Linked DNA regions of Homo sapiens: region 1 is linked to region 2. Evidence: chromatin contacts called from ENCODE Hi-C or POLR2A ChIA-PET data. All regions are on one chromosome and are shown on one strand. The core of a region is the stretch at or near the end of the contact, and the rest is flanking DNA. Distances in the headings are between cores, read along the strand shown.

The links. A loop is a pair of places that touch in the nucleus more often than their neighbours do. ChIA-PET counts read pairs that join two places held with the same protein, here RNA polymerase II (POLR2A). Pooled maps may share reads with other maps.
Region 1: a map of CD8-positive, alpha-beta T cell shows a loop between it and region 2 (3-fold over the local background). The contact joins two enhancer-like sites. A Hi-C loop is called at or near these places in 8 of 168 maps with a recorded cell type or tissue (CD4-positive, alpha-beta T cell, CD4-positive, alpha-beta memory T cell, CD8-positive, alpha-beta T cell and 2 more) and 11 of 50 pooled maps. POLR2A ChIA-PET finds 5 or more read pairs at or near these places in 11 of 52 experiments (CD4-positive, alpha-beta T cell, CD8-positive, alpha-beta T cell, CD8-positive, alpha-beta memory T cell and 7 more).

What each region holds. Positions count from the first base shown.
Region 1 is chr12:68,585,145-68,591,751 of GRCh38, forward strand. No RefSeq gene overlaps it. Among named protein-coding and RNA genes, the nearest start is that of RAP1B, 22 kb to the right of the region's middle. RefSeq lists an enhancer at 2,714-2,763. Within about 2 kb of position 2,372, at least 3 of the 41 ENCODE cell types and tissues checked have a DNase peak (open chromatin) inside an H3K27ac peak, as active enhancers do; they include CD8-positive, alpha-beta T cell, where a contact is called at or near this core.
Region 2 is chr12:68,534,385-68,540,898 of GRCh38, forward strand. No RefSeq gene overlaps it. Among named protein-coding and RNA genes, the nearest start is that of RAP1B, 73 kb to the right of the region's middle. RefSeq lists an enhancer at 4,223-5,185. Within about 2 kb of position 4,592, at least 18 of the 41 ENCODE cell types and tissues checked have a DNase peak (open chromatin) inside an H3K27ac peak, as active enhancers do; they include CD8-positive, alpha-beta T cell, where a contact is called at or near this core.

The DNA of each region.
Region 1 (6,607 bases), core at 1,122-3,621, 49 kb after region 2:
TTCTTAGCTTCCTCATGCTCAAACTCTCTCTCCTGATTCTTCAGGCCCAGATATTAAGCTGATATTAAAAATTAAAACAAAAAAGGTCTTATTCTTGGCAAGTCAATTTCTTCTTTGCTAGGTAACATACATTCATTTCACTTTATTTATTTATTCATTTGAGACAGGGTCTTTCTTTGCCACCCAGGCTGGAGTGCAGTGGCACAATCACAGCTCACTGCAGCCTCAACCTCTTGGGCTCAAGTGATCCTATGGCCTCAGCCTTCCAACTGGCTGGGACTACAAGGACACATCAACATGCCTGGCTAAATTTTTATTTTTTGTAGAAATGGGTTCTCTCTCTTGCCCAGGCTGGTTTTGAACTCCCAGGCTCTAGCAATCCTCCCACCTTAGCCTCCCTAAGTGCTGGGATTACAGCCTCACTTCCCTATAGGCTTTAGAGCTAATGCCCCTGTTTTAATTCCCTAATCCAAAAATACCAAATACAGTTCATCTCCTGTTAATTCCAACCGATTGGTAGTGGGCCCTAGAATGGTGAGCTGATAAGGATTCTGAGGCCATGCATGGGCTCAGTGGTAAAGATTGCTGGGGCCAGGAGCCGTGGCCCATGCCTGTAATCCCAGCACTTTGGGTGGCTGAGGCGGCTGGATCACCTGACGTCAGGAGTTCCAGACCAGCCTGGCCAACATGGTGAAATCCCATCCTTACTAAAAATACAAAAATTAGCTGGCATGGTGGCAGGTGCCTGTAATCCCAGCTACTTGGGAGGCTGAGGCAGGAGAATTGCTTAAACCTGGGAGGCGGAGGTTGCAGTGAGCAGAGGTCACGCCACTGTACTCCAGCATGGATGACAAGAGCGAAACTCTGTCTCAAAAGAAAAAAAAAAGAGTGCTGGAATGGATGAGTGGTGGTCCTCTGGGCATAGACATGTCTGCTATACATTTGTCATTTCTGACCTCATAGGAAGTGCTTGCAATGGTAGGAATCTCCCAGACAGGCAGAAGAAAAGGATCTACCATAGCAGTCCCCTATGACCGATGCAGTAAAGGAAGTCAGACTATGTGGCATTCTGCAAATTGTGTAATTTAAGAAGCTTTAAACTCTACCATGTGCAGAGATAGTTAAGGCCAAAAACGCTATACAGCGTATACAATGTTCTTATGAGGGTTTTTCATTGTTGCTGTTTTTTGAGATGGAGTCTTTTGCTCTTATTGCCCAGGCTAGAGTGCAATGGTGAGGTCTTGGCTCACTGCAACCTCTGCCTCCCGGGTTCAAACGATTCTCCTGCCTCAGCCTCCTGAGTAGCTGGGATTACAGGCATGCACCACCACGCCAAGCTAATTTTTTTTTATTTTCAGTAGAGATGGGGTTGCATCATGTTGGTCAGGCTGGTCTCGAACTCCTGACCTCAGGTGATCCACCCACCTCGGCCTCCCAAAGTGCTGGGATTACAGGAGTGAGCCACCATGCCTGGCCGAGGTTTCAACTCACTTATATTACCTAAAAAGTACTGTTCTATTTTTATATTATTTCATTGTTTTGTTCAAAAGTAAAGGTTGGAGCTATATCTTTTGTTCCTAGTTATAAATTGGCTAATTACTTACTGTCTTCTTTTCTCTGTAGAGTCCCAACTAGACACATTATTTTAAATTTCCCTTTCTAAAAACAATGTTATCTAATGTCATCACCTAGCTACTACATACCACCAAGCTGAAAATACCAGAAGAATTGAAAAGCAGCTGGGTGCAGTGGCTCATGCCTGTAATCCCAGCACTTTGGGAGGCGGAGGCGGGTGGATCACAAGGTCAGGAGATTGAGACCATCCTGGCTAACACGGTGAAACCCCGTCTCTACTAAAAAATACAAAAAATTAGCTGGGCGTGGTGGGGGGCGCCTGTAGTCCCAGCTACTCGGGAGGATGAGGCAGGAGAATGGCGTGAACCAGAAGGCGGAGCTTGCAGTGAGCCGAGATCACACCACTGCACTCCAGCCTGGGAAACAGTGAGACTCCGTCTCAAAAAAAAAAAAAAAAAAAAAAAAAAAAAACAAACAAACAAAAAAAAAACCACAAAGAATTGAAAAGCAATCTTGATTTACCATGTAGTTACAGAAATATTAAATATTTGAGAAACAAATGACATCATTTCTTGAGAAAATTAGGGTATAAAAAAGTGCTCTATTTTACAGAACTGATGTGTTTCCAAGCAAGACCAGGAGCTACATTTTCATAAAAAGACATAAAATTTGCATTTGTTTTCTATTTAGTTTGCAGTGGTGCTGGAGAGACCACTGAAAATGGCAGAACAGCTACTATTGCCAATGTTCTTGTGGCCACTGCTGAGAATTTTGTCCTTGTCGTTAAAGAGGAAGCTGCTTCCAAGACTGTTCTCTAGAGCTTGACTAAGTAACCACTGTCAGTGTATTAAAACCACATTACCAGCACAGGGGAGCTCCCTGCCTCCACTGTCAGAGCTACCACAGTCACCATGTGCTATAGTTTGGATCTGTGTCCCTGCCCACATTTCATGTCAAATTTTAATCCCCAGTGTTGGAGATGGAGCCTGGTGGGAGGTGATTGGATCACTGAGATGGTCCTTCTTGAATGGTTAGCACCATCCCTTTGGTGCTGTTCTCATGATAGAGTTCTCGTGAGATCTGGCTGTTTAAAAGTGTGTGGCACCTCCCCTCTCTCGCTCTTGGTCCTGCACCTGCCATGTAAGATGCCTGCTCCCACTTTGCCCTCTGGCACCATGATTGTAAGTTTCTTGAGGCCTCCCCAGAAGGAGATGCTTCATTGCTTCCTGTATAGCCTGTGGGACCATGAGCCAATTAAACCTCTTTTCATTACAAATTAACCAGTCTCAGGTATTTCTTTTTTTTTTCTTTTTTTTTTTTTTTTTTGAGACGGAGTCTCACTCTTGTCCCCCAGGCTGGAATGCAGTGGCGCAATCTCAGCTCACTGCAACCTACCCCTCCCAGGTTCAAGTGATTCTCCTGCCTCAGTCTCCCAAGTAGCTAGGATTACAGGTGCCTGCCACCACACCCAGCTAATTTTTGTATTTTTAGTAGAGATGGGGTTTTACCATGTTGGCCAGGCTAGTCTTGAAGTCCTGACCTCAGGTGATCCACCCACCTTGGCCTCCCAAAGTGCTGGGATTACAGGCGTGAGCCACCACACCCGGCTTTTTTTTTTTTTCTTTTTTTTTTAGGCATAGTTTCACTCTTGTCATCCAGGCTGGAGTGCAATGGTGTGATCATGGCTCACTCCAACATCTGCCTCCCAGGTTCAAGTGATTCTCCTACCTCAACCTCCCAAGTAGCTAGGATTACAGGCATGCACCATCATGCCCAGCTAATTTTTGTATTTTTAGTAGAGACGGGGTTTTGCCATGTTGGCCAGGCTGGTCTTGAACTCTTGACCTCAGGTGATCCACCCACCTTAGCCTCTCAAAGTGCTGGGATTACAGGCATGAGCCACTGTGCCCAGCTCAAGTATTTTTTTTTTAAAGCCTCACTTTGTTACCAGGCTGGAGTGCAGTGGTGCCATCTCAACTCACTGGAGCCTCCACCTCCCGGGTTCAAGTGATTCTCCTGCCTCAGCCTCCCAGGTAGTTAGGACTACAGGTGCATGCCACCATGTCCAGCTAATTTTTGTATTTTTAGTAAAGATGGGGTTTCACCATGTTGACCAGGATGGTCTCGATCTCTTGACCTCATGATCCACCCGCCTCAGCCTCCCAAAGTGCTGGGATTACAGGCGTGAGCCACCATGCCTGGCCCAGCTCAAGGATTTCCTTATAGCAATGTGAGAATGGACTAATACAGAAAAGTGGTACTGAGGAGTAGGGCATTGCTATAAAGATAACTAAAAATGTGGAAATGGCTTTGGGACTGGGTAATGGGAAGAGGTTGGAAGAGTGTGGAGGGCTCAGAAGAAGACAGGGAGGTGAGGGAAAGTTTGGAACTTACTAGAGACTTGTTGAATGATTGTGACCAAAATGCTGATGGTGATATGAACAGAGATGGCCAAGCTGATGAGTTCATGAGTTCTCAGATGGAGATGAGGAACTTATTGGGAACTGGGGCAAAGGTCACTTTTGTTACACCGTGGCAAAGAGCTTGGTTGGATTGTGCCCCCGTCTAGGGATCTGTGGAACATTGAACTTGAGAGTGATGACTTAGAGTATCAGACAGAAGAAATTCCTAAGAAGCAAAGTGTTCAAGATATGGCCTGGCTGCTTCTAACAACCTATGCTCATGTGCATAAGCAAAGAAATGACATAAACTCAAAGTTACATTTCAAAGCAAGGCAGAGCATAAAAGTTTGAAAAATTTGCCTCTGAGCCATGTGGTAGAAAAGAAAAGCCCATTTTCAGGGGAAGAATTCAAGCCAGCTGCAGAAATTTACATAAGTAAAAAGAAGCCAAGGCCGGGCACAGTGACTCACACCTGTAATCCCAGCACTTTGGGAGGCTGAGGTGGGCAGATCACATGGTCAGGAGTTTGAGACCGGTCTGGCCAGCATGGTGAAACCCCGTCTCTACTAAAAATACAAAAAATTAGCTGGGTGTGGTGGCACATGCCTGTAGTCCCAAGCTACTTAGGAGGCTGAGGCAAGAGAATTGCTTGAACCTGGGAGACGGAGGTTGCAGTGAGCTGGGATTGTGCCACTGCACTCCAGCCTGGGTAACAGAGCGAGAGAGACCTTCACTGTAGCCCCTCCCATCACAGTCCCAGAGGCCTAGGAAGGAAGAATGGTTTCCATGGGCCAGGTCCAGTGCCCTGCTGCCCTGAGCAGCCTCACAGCCTCGGGACACTGCTTCCTGCATCCTGGCTGCTCCGGCTCCCACAGTGGCTAACAGGGAACCAGGTTAAGCTCACACTGCTGCTTCAGAGGGTGCAAGCCGTAAGTCTTGGTGGATTCCACATGGTGTTAAGCCTGCAGGTATACAGAATGCAAGAGTTGAGGCTTGGGAGCCTCTGCCTAGATTCCAGAGGATGTATGGAAAAGCCTGCATGTCCAGGCAGAAGCTTGCTGCAGGGGTGGACCCCTCATAGAGAACCTCTGCTAGGGAAGTGTGGAGGGAAAATGTGGTGTTGGACCTCACACACAGAGTTCCCATTGGGGCACTGCCTCACGGAGCTGTGAGAAGTGGACTGCCATCCTCCAGACCACAGAATGGTGGATCCACCAGCAGCTTGCACTGTGCACCTGGAAAAACAAGGCACCCAATGCCAACTCGTGAGTGCAGCCATGGGGGCTGAACTTTCTATTTTAAGTAGAGACGGGTCTTCACCATGTTGGCCAGGCTGGTCTCGAAGTCCTGACCTTGGGTGATCCACCCACCTCGGCCTCTCAAAGTACTGGCATCACAGGCATGAGCCACTGGCTCAGGTATTACTTTATAAAAACGTGAAAATGGACTAATATAGAAAAGTGGTACTGAGGAGTAGGGCACAAAGCCTTGGGCATAGCTGTCAAGGCTTTAGCAGCCCACCCCTTGTACCACTGTGCTCTTCATGTGAGACATGGAGTCAAAAGAGATTATTTTGGAGCTTTAAGATTTAATGACTGCCCTGTTGCGTTTTGGGCTTGCCTGGTGCCTGTAGCCCCTTTCTTTTGACTGATTTATCCCTTTTGGAATGGGAGTATTTACCCAATACCTATATCTGCATTGTATCTTGAAGGTAACTAACTTGTTTTTTATTTTACAGTTTCATAGGCAGAAGGGACTTGCCTTGTCTCAGATGAAACTTTGGACTTTTGAGTTAATGCTGAAATGAGTTAAAATTAGGGGACTGTTGGGAAGGCATGATTATATTTTGCAATATGAGAAGGACATGAGATTTGGGAATGGCCAGGGGTGGAATGATATGGTTTGACTCTGCATCCATATCCACAGGCAAGTCTCATGTCAAATTGTAATCCCCAGTGTTGGAGGTGGAGCCTGGTGGGAGGTGGCTGGACCATGGAGATGGTCCTTCCTGAATGGTTTAGCACCATACTTTTGGTGCTGTTCTCATGATAGAGTTCTCATGAGATCTGGCTGTTTACAAGTTTGGGGCACCTCCTCTCTTTCTCTCTCTCTCTCTCTTGTTGCTGCTCTTATCATGTAAGATGCCTGCTCCCACTTTGCCTTCTGCCATGATTGTAAGTTTCTTGAGGCTTCCCCAGAAGCAGATGCTGCCATGCTTCCTGTACAGCCTGTGGAACCATGAGCCAATTAAACCTCTTTTCTTTATGGATTCCCCAGTCTCAGGTATTTCCTTTATAGCAATGTGAGAGCAAACTAATCACCATGTCACCTGAGATGTCACCCGTATAGCCACTAGAGGAGCCAAGGCCAGCACAAGAAAACTTGGAAAGTAGAAAAATGTGTCTTCACTACTGACCTGTATTATCTAAAAAAAAGACTAATTTCTGTGAGAGTGGAAACCATGTCATTCTTACTCACTGTTGCATCCTTAATTTGGATATGTATAGTATATGCAAGAATGCAAGAGTTGGGATTACAATTTGACATGAGATTTGGTCATGTATGTGTATTGCACGAATGCAAGAGTTGAGGCTTCGAAGTCTCATAGTACATAGCAGGTACTCAAGAAA
Region 2 (6,514 bases), core at 3,342-5,841:
TTTTGTATTTTGGTAGAGATGAGGTTTCACCGTATTGCCCAGGTTGGTCTTGAAATCCAGAGCTCAGGCAATCCACCTGCCTCGGCCTCCCAAAGTGCAAGGATTACAGACGTGAGCCACCGCATCTTGCCTACTGTTATTTTTTGAAGAAAAAAAAATTTGTGTATAAGTAAACATCTGAAAATACTTTTTCCTTTATTCCACCCATAATAAATATGCACACACCAATTCCAGAAATGAAATTTTAAAATAATTTTGTAACTTTCTTTTATGCACTCAGTTTCATTCAGCAGTACAAGAGTACTAACAAAAGTACTTTTTTAATTAATTTTTCTCATATGAGAATGGAGAAAATAATATACCTAGAAGAAAATTAATAATTTTATATCTAACAAGTCTAGTTTTGTTATAAAACAAGGCCTCTTGACAACATATAACAGACAAGCGACCAGGCACGGTGGCTCACACCTGTAATCCCAGCATTTTAGGAGGCCAAGGCAGGCAGATCACATGAGGCCAGGAGCTTGAGACCAGCCTGGCCAACATGGCGAAAACTCATCTCTACTAAAATTAAAAAACTTAGCCGGGCATGGTGGCTCACACCTGTAATCCCAGCACTTTGGGAGGCTGAGGTGGGCGGGTCACGAAGTCAGGAGATTGAGACCATCCTGGCCAACATGGTGAAATGCCATCTCCACCAAAAATATTAAAAAAAATTAGCTGGGCGTGGTGGCACGTGTCTGTAGTCCCAGCTACTTGGGAGGCTGAGGCAGGAGAATCACTTGAACCCAGAAGATGGAGGTTGCAGTGCATCAGGATCGCACCACTACACTCCAGCCTGGGCGGCAGAGCAGATTGCGTCTCAAAAAATAAAAATAAAAATTAGCCAGGCATGGCGGTGCACGTCTGTAATCCCAGCTACTCAGGAGGCTGAGGCAAGAGAATTGCTTGAACCCGGGAGGTGGAGGATACAATGAGCTGAGGTCGCGCCACTGCCCTCCAGCCTGAGTGACAGACCAAGACTCTGTCTGAAAAAAACAAAAACAAAAACAAACAAAAACAGACAAGTAATATCAAACAAAAAAAAAATGGAAGCAATATGGTATGAAGTAGAAAAAAAGTTCCATTCTCCCAAAACAATGCATTTAAATTAGTTCTGAAATAACTTCTCCTAACTATCCATAATACGATGCTAAAGAAATTTGTGTTATTTGTTCTCATTTTGAACACCATTTTTGTGTGTGTTTGTTTTTTGAGAGGGAGTCTTGCGTGTCGCCCAGGCTGGAGTGCAACAGCACGATCTCGGCTCACTGCAGCCTCTGCCTCCCAGGTTCCAGCGATTCTCCTGCCTCAGCTTCCCCAGGTAGCTGGGATTACACGCACAACACCTTGCCCAGCTAATTTTTGTATTTTTAGTAGACACGGGGTTTCACCCTGTTGGCCAGGCTGGTCTCGAACTCCTGACCTCAGGTAATCCTCCCACCTCAGCCTCCCAAAGTGCTGGGGTTACAGGCATGAGCCACTGTACCCGGCCTGAACACATTTATTAATATATTCCCCATTCATAATTATGCTTTCAAATAAATTTTAAGGCCAGGCACAGTGGCTCACGCCTGTAATCCTAGCACTTTGGGAGGCCAAGGAGGGCAGATCACTTGAGGTCAGGGGTTCAAGACCAGCCTGGCCAACATGGTGAAACCCCGCCTCTACTAAAAATACAAAAATTAGCCCAGGCGTGGTGGCACATGCCTGTAATTCCAGCTACTCAGGAGGCTGAGGCAGGAGAATCCCTTGAACCCAGGAAGTGGAGGGTGCAGTGAGCTGAGATTGCACCACTGCACTCCAGCCTGGGTGACAGAGTGAGACTCCGTCACAAAAAATAAATAAATAAATTTTAAAACAAAAGTAGTATTAAATCTTGTCAAATCTTGTAAACAGGTATTACTATCTAGCTTCCGCCACATAATTTTTTTCTTAAATTAAAAAAAAAAAAAAATGTGTTGAACTGGGTGTGGTGGCATAAGCCTGTAGTCCCAGCTACTTAGAAGGCTGAGACAGGAAGATCACTTCAGCCTAGGAGTTTGAGGCTGCAGTGCACTATAATTTTGCCTGTGAATAGCCACTGCACTTCAGCCTGGGCAACATAGCAAGACTTCATCTCTTAAAAACAAAAGTGAACTCATGCTTTTAATTACCCTAGCATGCAACCTAATAATGCTATTAACCCAAACTAAAATACAACATCAAAACATTTCTCCATATCAAAACTGAACTCTACTATTCTATCGTTTAATTGAATCTCTAGATTCACTTTGGTGTAGAGAGACTATAATAGTGAATTTTTTTCTTGCAAAGTATTCTGACAGGTATAATGTGATCATCATTTACATGATCCAAGATTAGGCTGATAATAAAAAGGAATTAGTTCAAAACACCAGCCTTAGAATCCCTCAGTACGTGTTTCCTTTATAAAAGTAACTACATTATATTTGTAGTGGCCTATGAGGATTTTGATAATCTCTGCAGCTTAGATGCTGAATGAAATGCATTCAATGATTCAATAAATACTTATTGTGCTCTGATTATGTGCCAGGCATCCTACAGCTTGAGAAACAGAGATGAATAAGGCACACTGGGTTCCTGTTTTCTTGGTCTTCATATCACAATGGTTGGCAGGCAGACCACAAACAAGTAAAAAATAAAAATATTCAAGATCACTTCAGATGATAATAAGTGTTGTGAAAGAAATCCAAAGGGTGACATGCAGGGGAAAACTTTATAAGGCGTGATCAAGGACAGTATCTCTTGAGGGGGAGATGCAATCTGAAACTTTGGGTCAGAAAATTCCAGTTGGAGGAAATATCTAACATATATTGAATCATTTCCTTAGGTCAGTGGTCCCCAGCCTTTTTGGCACCAGAGCCCGGTTTCGTGGAAGACAATTTTTCCACAGACAGTGGGGGATGGAGATGGTTTTGGGATGAAACTGCTCCACCTCCGATCATCAGGCATTCGTTAGATTCTCAAAAGGAGTGTGAAATCTAGATCCCTCACATGCGCAGTTCACAATAGGGTTCAGGCTCCTATGAGAATCTAATGCCGCTGCTGATCTGACAGGAGGCGGAGCTCAGGCAGTAACGCTCCCTCACTCTCCGCTCACCTCCTGCTGTGCGGCCCAGTTCCTAGGAGGCCACAGACCATGCCCTGGGGTTTGTGGACCCCTGCCTTGGGTGATATCCCATTATTTTTGTACCCAGAAACCCCTAAGACACACTGTAAACCATGATCAAATATATTTCTACCCTTTGTCCATTGGCTTCAACTGTGGTCCTCTAGGTTTGATCCTAGAATAGATATGATGATCGTGTGCAAAGTGTTCAATATGCTGACTCACCTTCATTTGCACTCTAGCAACCTTGGCTAATGAAGAATCATTTGGGGAATATTAGATACCATTTTGACCCTTAATTTATCCTTCATTCTCAGGGACTTTGAATTAATTTTGAAAAACTAGTGTTGAAATGTAAGGTTAGGATCTCAAAATTCTTTGTTAGTCTACTAAAGAATCATTTTTTTCCGTCAATTAGCCTCTTAAATTCACATTAGCCAGACATGGTGGTGGACCCTGTGGTCCCAGCTACTTCAGAGGCTGAAGCAGGAGGATCACTTAAGCCCTTGAGGTTGAAATTACACTGAGCTATGATCGTACCACTCCACTTCAGCCTGGGCAACACAGCAAGACCCTGTCTCTAAAGAATAATAATAATAAATTAATAATTTAAAAAACATTATGTTGAAGTCTGGCCAGTTCAATGACTGGAAAAGCAACCATGATATCTTGTATTTATAGAGTCCTGTTTCCAAGTAACCATCCATGAAGCAGCTTAAGACTATCCACAGTAGCTTCCCACCCATGACAGCAGTGATTCTGCCCATAAACTAGCTGGTTTACCCAAGATTCCATCAGAGGCCCTCTAGCTCCCACAAAGATTTCATTAAAAGATATCAATAAAATCTAAACTATTTTATTTTTGGCAAAAGTCTTTTGGTAAAAGGCATTTTTGGTAAAATATCTATTTCATACTTTATTCTTGCTCTTCAAACTTCCAACATATTTGTTATTCTTCTAGCTGCTGAGAGTCTTATTGTTTTGCTGAGAAAATAAATAGAGGCAATCAGAAAAGAGCTTCCAAAGACTACATCAAAAAACATGTCCCCGTGAGCACCTAGAGGCCTCCCCATAATTTCTAAAAAAAAAAATCCTACAAGTTTATTTTTAGAGTCTGTTTGCCTCCAGTCTTAGGTCCATACATGTTAACCTTGATATACTCAATTGATCTAGACACAAGCCCAACCCTTACCCACGCTTCTACCAAAAAATAAAATAAAGTAAAATAAAAAATTAGTTGCATCAAGTACTTAGCCAGCTCAGTCATTTTAGCAAAGGCTTGTGCGGGAGGATGGAGAGGAAGAGTCACGTTGAGAAGATGTTCTCTGATTGGCTCCAATGCTCCTCCCCTCCCAGGCCCTCTGGACGCCCTTGCAAGTTACAGCCAAATTGCTCCCTTTGTCTCAGAAACATTCCGCCCACACCCTGGCCCCTCCTGGGATCTCTTCTACTTTAGAAGCTCTTATCAGGGTATTTTTCAGAGTAATTACATTTCCCTTTCTGAAGGAATTCTGGTGCCAACTGTTAATAAAATAACATTCCTCCTCCTTATTACATGGGATGCACCAATTTTTATCCTGGAGCAGCTTCCAGTGTTAGAATAGACAGCAGGAGATTTCATGTATTTTAGAGCTTAGTAAACTTAACTTTTACCAAAAATAAAATAGTTTAAAAACAAAATGGAGCCGCAGGGAGGAGTACTTAGAGGGGCGGAGCTAACAAGTGGTTTTCCACGTTTGCTCAAAGTGGGGGCTGTTGATGTGTGTGGTTTGTCACCGCAGGCTTCCAGAGCCAAGTTACATAAAAGAGCAGTCCCTTTCACTTTCTAAAGGATTGTATTTTGCTGCAAACTGTGACCATGCATAATGAGCTTTTGATACATTTCTTTTAAAGTGCATGGTATAACCATAGGGTTTTGCATTTTCGGGTCCTCCCCTCTTAATTGAAGGACTGGCACACACAAGATGACATCACAAATTCCTTAGTTTCATTAAAAACAGTGACTACTCTATCCACTTAAGTTATGAGAATTGCTTTTCTAAAGGAAATACATTTATCGGGAGCCACAGAAATTTTCTAAATATAGGGTAGCTTCCTGAAACAGTAGAAGCAAGTGCCTTCAGGACAGTTTATTTATATAATTTAATGGAATTTGATTCCTTTGAAATTGGCAAGTAAATATAAGTAAAGGGAAAGCTGTCTGTTATTTTTTATGGAAGTATTTCATGAAGATCTTAGGTTTCATATCATTACACATTCCTTGGCTCAGTTGATAATGGGCACGTAAACTACTTTATGCAATTGAAAGGGGTATACTTTTCACATAATTTGGGGGTGTGATTATTATTCAAATATATGTGCCTAATTATTACAAACACCCTTAGAATTAATTTATCTGGGCCAGTATTTTCATGATTAAATCCCTCCCCCAATCCTTTCTTGACCCCTGCTTGGTAATTAAATCACATTTTATTATAACAGTGCTTCTTAATAAGACAGTCAATTCTTGCAGTGTCCCTGCAATAAAATGCTCTTCCAGAGCACAGTCTGCACCATCTAGATGATTTCTACAGCCAGTACCAAAGGGCCATTTGTCCCAGGCAGGCATTGAATGACCGTACCCTTTTTAAAGCAGTTCTCCTTAGCAAATGCCCAGTTTATGAGGCCTTTCTACTAAGGGAGGAGACCACCCCTCATATTTTCTTATGCCCAATTTCTGCCTCCAAAGAAAGAAGAAGTAAAAACTAAAAGGCAGAAATGAAATCCACAGTCAGACAGCCCTGCGCCACACCCTGGGCCTGGTAGTTAAAGATTGACCCCTGACCTAATCGGTTATGTTATCTATAGATTACAGACATTGTGTAGAAAAGCACTGTGAAAATCCCTGTCCTGTTATGTTCCGTTCTAATTACCGGTGCATGCAGCCCCCAGTCACATACCCCCTGCTTGCTCAATCAATCACAACCCTCTCATGCAGACCCCCTTAGAGTTGTGAGTCCTTAAAAGGGACAGGAATTGCTCACTCGGGGAGCTCTGTTTTTGAGATGTGAGTCTTGCCGATGCTCCTGGCCAAATAAAGCCCTTCCTTCTTTAACTCGGTGACTGAGGGGTTTTGTCTGTGGCTCGTCCTGCTACATTTCTTGGTTCCCTGACTGGGAAGCGAGGTGATTAACAGAAGGTCAAGGCAACCCCTTAGGCGGCTTAGGCCTGCCCTGTGGAGCATCCCTGCAGGGGACCCCAGCCAGCTTGAGTGACGTGGATCCTGAGAGCGCTCCCAGGTAGGCAATTGCCCCAGTGGAACACCTAGTCAGAGTGGTGCATGGCAGGCCCCTGCAGAGGATCAAC